2 separate regions of the Homo sapiens genome follow, and region 2 is linked to region 1. Evidence: read pairs that join two places in POLR2A ChIA-PET (ENCODE). Cell type or tissue: B cell. All regions are shown on one strand. Each heading gives the region's core, and the rest is flanking DNA. Links, peaks and the distances in the headings are about the cores only.

Region 1 (2,807 bases), core at 5-2,504:
AGTGCCATCCTATAGAACATTCTGCAATGATAAAAAAATTCCCTGTTCACCGTGTCCAATGCAGTAGGCAATAGTCGCCTATGGCTATGAAACGCTCAGTGTGGCTATTGAGGCTCAGAAAGGGAATCTAAAATGTCGTTTAGTTTAAATTTAAATAGCCAGGCATTTGGCTTCTGTATTGGACAGTGCAGTTCTAGAAAGTAAAGGTGTAATTATAACAGATATCGTGAAATTCTAAACATATCTTTTCCTTCGTATTCTCATCATCTGTTTCTCTGGGCAGGGGAGTGGAAAAGGGGAGAAAGAAGGAAAGTGTTGTTGTGTCCAAAGGTAAAATCATTTTTAATGTTTATCTGTCTCAAATTTAGGCTGTGTTTTATTGACAAAATTTAGGAAGGTTGAAGATTTGGCAGGCTTGTCTGTCCCCTTGCCTGTGTGAATGTGTCAGCACCTTATTAATTATGTGGTAAACTGTAAAGGCCCTTTTCCCTCCTACCATGGGCCTATTTTTAAAGGACACTTCAGTACCCCTTTTGCATCTCACAGTGTTTTTTTTTTTTTAATTTACAAGTCGCTCTGTGGATTAATTTTAGCATATGTTTTATTTAAATATATCCTGAATATTTCCAAATTGAAATGGGAGAAATTGTTTTGTGGTAGGGAAGTTGTGCTGTGAGTTTTTGAGGAACGTATTAGCTGCTTATTTTCTAGAAATTAAAAGTATAAAGATTCTCTGTATTATCTTTTTTCCAATTTTGATTGGCATTTCAGCCAAATGATTCTATCACACATGTGGCCCTGGTGGTTCTTCTCTTGCCAAGAAAAGAAAAACATATGGGGTGTAGTTTTTTTTTCCTTAACCGTTTTTGACATTTTTGTTCAATGTAGGATTAGATGACAGTGTCTTTGAAACATACTGAATATTTTAAGCCTTAAGTTTGTAGAGCTTGTGTCTTACAGGTGCATGGTGAATTGTCATTGTTTTTTTTTTTTCCTCCTAAGACAGACATCTAGAATAACCACTTTCTGTATTTCCTGACACTGAAAACAGATATGGTTTGGGATTCCTTTTATAGTTTCTTCAGCTAACGACTCCAGTGACCGCTCAATTGTGGTCTCATAGTAAATCAAAATTTCTTTGAAAGACCCAGCTCTGTTATGTAATTGTAAGTCCTAAGAAGTCGTCTCTCTAAAAAGAAAAGTGAATTTCTGTTGCCTTAAATAATATTGACTTTGCCACTGCATATGATAGTTTTTGAAGGCAAAATAGTAGACCGTTTTCTTCTCTTCTTCTTTCTTTTAAATTAACCTGTAAACATACAAGCTGTGTTTACACATAAGGCTGTGTCAGATCTGGTTGGTCAATCATGAATAAAGAGAAGAACCACTCTGCAAACTTCTGCATCAAACTTACATGTCATCCCCCAAATGATTTGTTCTAGATGGAATTTGGGGTTTCACAGTGGCTAAGGAGAATACTCTGATTCCCTGATTGAACTCTCAACTGTTTCCTATGCATTTTAATTAAGTAGATTTAGAAAACAAAATCAACCTTATGCTACTAGTATGGGTGATGTGTTCATAGCCTGCAATTCGTGGGCATCTTTGAGGCTCTGGGAAAGGAAATTCATCGTATTTTGCCAGGATGCACTTAGGTCAACGAGGAGGACAGTGGAACTTTTAAGTATGGGAAGACTGTGGGGACTGGCGTCCAAGCTGACAATTCACAGGCATAGGCCAGGGCCTGGCGTTTTCCCCTCTGCCCAGCTTAGCTGATGAAAGAGTGTTACACAAGACTCTTCAGAAGTCGATGCCCCCTTCAGCCAACTTGGAGAAAAGGCTTCCTCAGAAACTGAGGCCTCCATCTGTGCCAACCCTTGTAAAGCGGTTCACCTCTTCAGAGGCTAATGCCTCTCAAAACCAAGAACAATTAAAGCGAGAGTCTTTCCAAGCAACTGGGGAATTGAGCAAAATAAATCAGAAATCCTCAGCCTTCGCTCTGGAGGCTCGCCTCATTATGAGAGCAGATCTATTAGCCCTCTTGCCATTGTCTTTCATTTCTCAAGTGAGGTGATTCTAATTAAATTAATCTGCATGTCAATCTATCGGTGATCAATCAAAGAGCCTGAGGTTTCCCCTATGCTGCAGGGTGCTTGCGGCTGACAGGGGCTGATAATGGAGGAAGAAATAAACTGTCGAGCAAAGTTAATTAGTCAACATAATAGGTGGATTAAACGGGAGCGGGCTGATTGCTGTTTCCCATGTCAAAGCATGAGGTGGGAGCTGAAGCTGCAATTACAGACAATTATTATATTTGGTTGTAAGAGGTCGCATGAATAAACATATCTCTGTGGGTTTCAGTTTTAATCCCTTTCCCCATTTAATATAAGGAGAAGCGTAGGTCATTTCTTCTCATTGTTTTAGTCAAAGTTCTCTGAGACAACATCTTTGCCTGTGTCTCTTCTGGCAAACTGGGTTCACAGTCACTTTATGAGATGGTTTCAGTGTCTAAATTATGTCTTGGGCCATTCCCACCAGTTTTTTTTTTAATTTGAAACAGATCTAAGACCCTTAATTAGCAGGAATTTTTTGGGGTGGGGTGATGGTAATAGTAGTGAGGGGGACTTTGGTCTGATGAACCAAACTAATGTGGAAAGAAAAACGTACAAGAAATCTCAAAAAGACATCCAGGAGAGAAAAATGCATCCCTGCTCTTACTGAAATCTTTTTCATTTCTCTATCCTCTTAACCCTGACACAGTGGGGAGAAATATTTTAAAGATTCAAAAGATTTTTATTTGCATGATC
Region 2 (2,807 bases), core at 206-2,705, 110 kb after region 1:
GGAAAGATCCAGGACTTAAAGTCTAGGAGCTGAATGCACACATCAAAATCTGGGTCCTGCAGTAAACCCTATACGAAGGAAGGCAGTGAAATCAATGCTGATTTCATTGATAGGTGCTTATCATCTCTACATCAAGAGTGATTTTCTCATTTCACTTCATTGTGTGTTGCTGATATTTGGCCACTATATTTTGAATCCCCTGATAAAGCAAAGTAGATTGGTGATAAATGGGTATCAGGGAAATGTGCAGTGACAGGGAAGTATTGTGCTTCTTTCTCAGAAATCACCCAACTCAACTTGACTTTGATTATGGATGCTTGTAGTTTTTTTTTTCTGTTTCAATCTACATTCCTGAAAACATTTCCTATTTGGGTAAGCATAAAGCCAAGCACAGATTATCCTCTGAAATTACTGAAGCATCCCTGGGCTTTAATTTTATGGGCGGAGTTCCCAGAGTCTCAAAATCTAATGCTGAAACATGAAAATTAATGTTGTGTTCGTGTATGGGTATCTATCAGCTTTATGATCATCAGCCTATATGTGCTATGAACAAAAGAAAGTTCAGACTATCTTCCCTGCTCATCTGGGGTTGAGTTGCCCAAAACATTGAACTGGGTTTATAAATGGGCCCAGTATTGGCCAGTTAGACAACCTTTCCCTTCACTCTAGGAGGCTAGATGTGGCCAGTGAACTTGAGCTTATTAGCTATAGATTTCAGGTCAAAGGCTAAAGAGAAGGACTCCCACAGATGGTGAATAATCCTAAGATTTTTAACTCATAAAATAGAAGATGAGTTAACTATGTCTGCATATTTGTCATGATATGCCTGGTTCCCAATGTGTCTTTCTATGAATGTGCAAATACCTAACTATTTCCAAGGGCCTAAGAGTACAGCTAATAAAAGGCTGAGGACCATAAGGACCAACCTCATGTTGCTAGCAGCCTATAACTTGAGATAATGTCTGTACTAGACATGATTCATTGTATTAATCACAAAATTAAAATGTAAGTCCAAGCCAGCAGGAATGAAAGAGCAAATTCATAAAAAAGTGACATAAAAAAACTCACAGTGATCAAAACTTGACCTTTGGGAATTTATATATTGGATTTAAGAGTCTGTAGCTAAATGGAACACCAAATTTAAGTCTTCTACTTTTATAAACCATGCCAAATATGACTTTGTCATTTCATCATACAAATTAAGTGTGTACTTTTAAAAATCAGTAACTGTATCTTAGAATAACACATCAACATGAATTTCTCAAGACTTGTGGTTTGCTAAACATTATGGTAGGAGCTTAGATAAGGAGATTAAGAACCTATCACTGGCCTCAAAAAGTCTGCAGTCTAGCTATGGAGAATGATGACTAACACACTTCAGATCAGAGCAGAATGACCTCTCAGTATATACTTCTGTGCTGTGCTGGGTGACACAGATGGTCAGCACTCTTTTTCAGAGGAAATAGAGATATTAGGAGCTGGGGTATCAGTGAAGGTGGAATTATTTCTGATAGAACAGTGTGATTTTCAAGAGCCAGGCTCTGATGTCTAACAGGCCTGGGGTTGAATCCATGCTCAGCCACTAGTCAGCGGTGGAAACTTTGGGAAAGTTAGCTGACCTCTCTGAGTGTCAGTTTCCTCATCTGCCAGATAGTAATAGAAAGAATACCTTAAGAGGCTTTCTATGAAGGTTGAATGAGTTCTTGCTCCACTTTCAATAAATGAGAGTGATCTCCTTCATTACCATACCATCACGATCCCCTTCAGTACGAGGCTTCAGAGGATGGAGAGAGGCATTGTCCATGGGCACAGATTGAAGCCAGCATTCCCTCCAAAAAAAGGGGAAGGCAAAAGGAGTGAAGGTATGGAGATAGAAAGGAGCCAAATGTTTTACTTCTAGGCTGGGGAGGACAAGCATAGAGAGCAGTTCTTCAAATACATAGGGAGAGATGACTGGACAAAGATGGTAGGACCAAGTGATGGCGACAATCTTTTGTGACTCTCATCAAACTTTGTAGGTCGATGCTGGGAAGATAATGTGCCCTGAAAGTTGCTGGAGAATAAGATCCACATATGATGACAGACAAGGGCAACAAGAAGCTCAAACAATATTTGCTAATTGGGTTGCAAAGTAGAAAGTAAAGCTGAATCTTCCCTTTATATTTGTAGCCCATTCAGCATTTTTATTATAAAGCTTCCAAAATATAAGTAAAACCCATGCCAGCTACATTTGAACTGTTTCTTGGAACCCCATTCCTCCTTCGGTCTCCCTAACATTTCTGTAGACTCTAAATAGAGTAAGAATAATGCATCCACATTTTTCTCCATAGAACCCCACTCACATAACCATCAACCTATGGTCATAGCAAGACAGGTGAAGCCACGTTTTGATAGTGAGATGAAATCAATCAGTGAAAAGTAGTTGTTGTTTTTAAGGAGTAAAGCTTTTTTGTATCTTTAAGAGAGAAGAAATCCAAGGCCATGAGCAGAAAAATTGTCTGACTCAGAATGTAGATTGGAGAACAAACATTACCTCTACAAGGAGACTCTGGGGCTTTTCAATATTTAGGATACTAGTATTTGTCTTTAATTCCCAAAAGGGATTTTTAAAAAAAAAAAATCCAAGGATAGGATTAATTATCTTGGAATTGTCTAATATCCACTCTTATGTTTGAAATTGCAAGCAGGGAGACGTTTTAAACATTATGAAAAGAAGAGAAAATCTCCCCTGACAAATAAATGCCTTGAAACATTAGATATTAGTACTAGTCAAGTGCTCTTTCTTTTCAGAAATATTAAAATTGCAT

What was found. Peaks named below come from ENCODE experiments on the same cell type or tissue, not always from the same donor. Only the 100,000 strongest peaks of a DNase experiment are listed, where the experiment ranks them.
Region 2: POLR2A ChIA-PET joins it to region 1 with 5 read pairs; 2 of 35 experiments call an interaction of 5 or more read pairs at or near these places.

The regions. Positions count from the first base shown.
Region 1 is chr5:158,823,679-158,826,485 of GRCh38, reverse strand. All of the region lies in intron 7 of EBF1 (EBF transcription factor 1), which reads left to right. Among named protein-coding and RNA genes, the nearest start is that of EBF1, 270 kb to the left of the region's middle. In B cell, for the core only: no CTCF peak of the experiment used is centred there; no DNase peak of the experiment used is centred there; H3K4me3 peaks cover 1,487 bases; H3K27ac peaks cover 2,500 bases.
Region 2 is chr5:158,717,446-158,720,252 of GRCh38, reverse strand. All of the region lies in intron 11 of EBF1 (EBF transcription factor 1), which reads left to right. Among named protein-coding and RNA genes, the nearest start is that of LINC02227, 310 kb to the right of the region's middle. RefSeq lists an enhancer at 2,536-2,807. In B cell, for the core only: no CTCF peak of the experiment used is centred there; no DNase peak of the experiment used is centred there.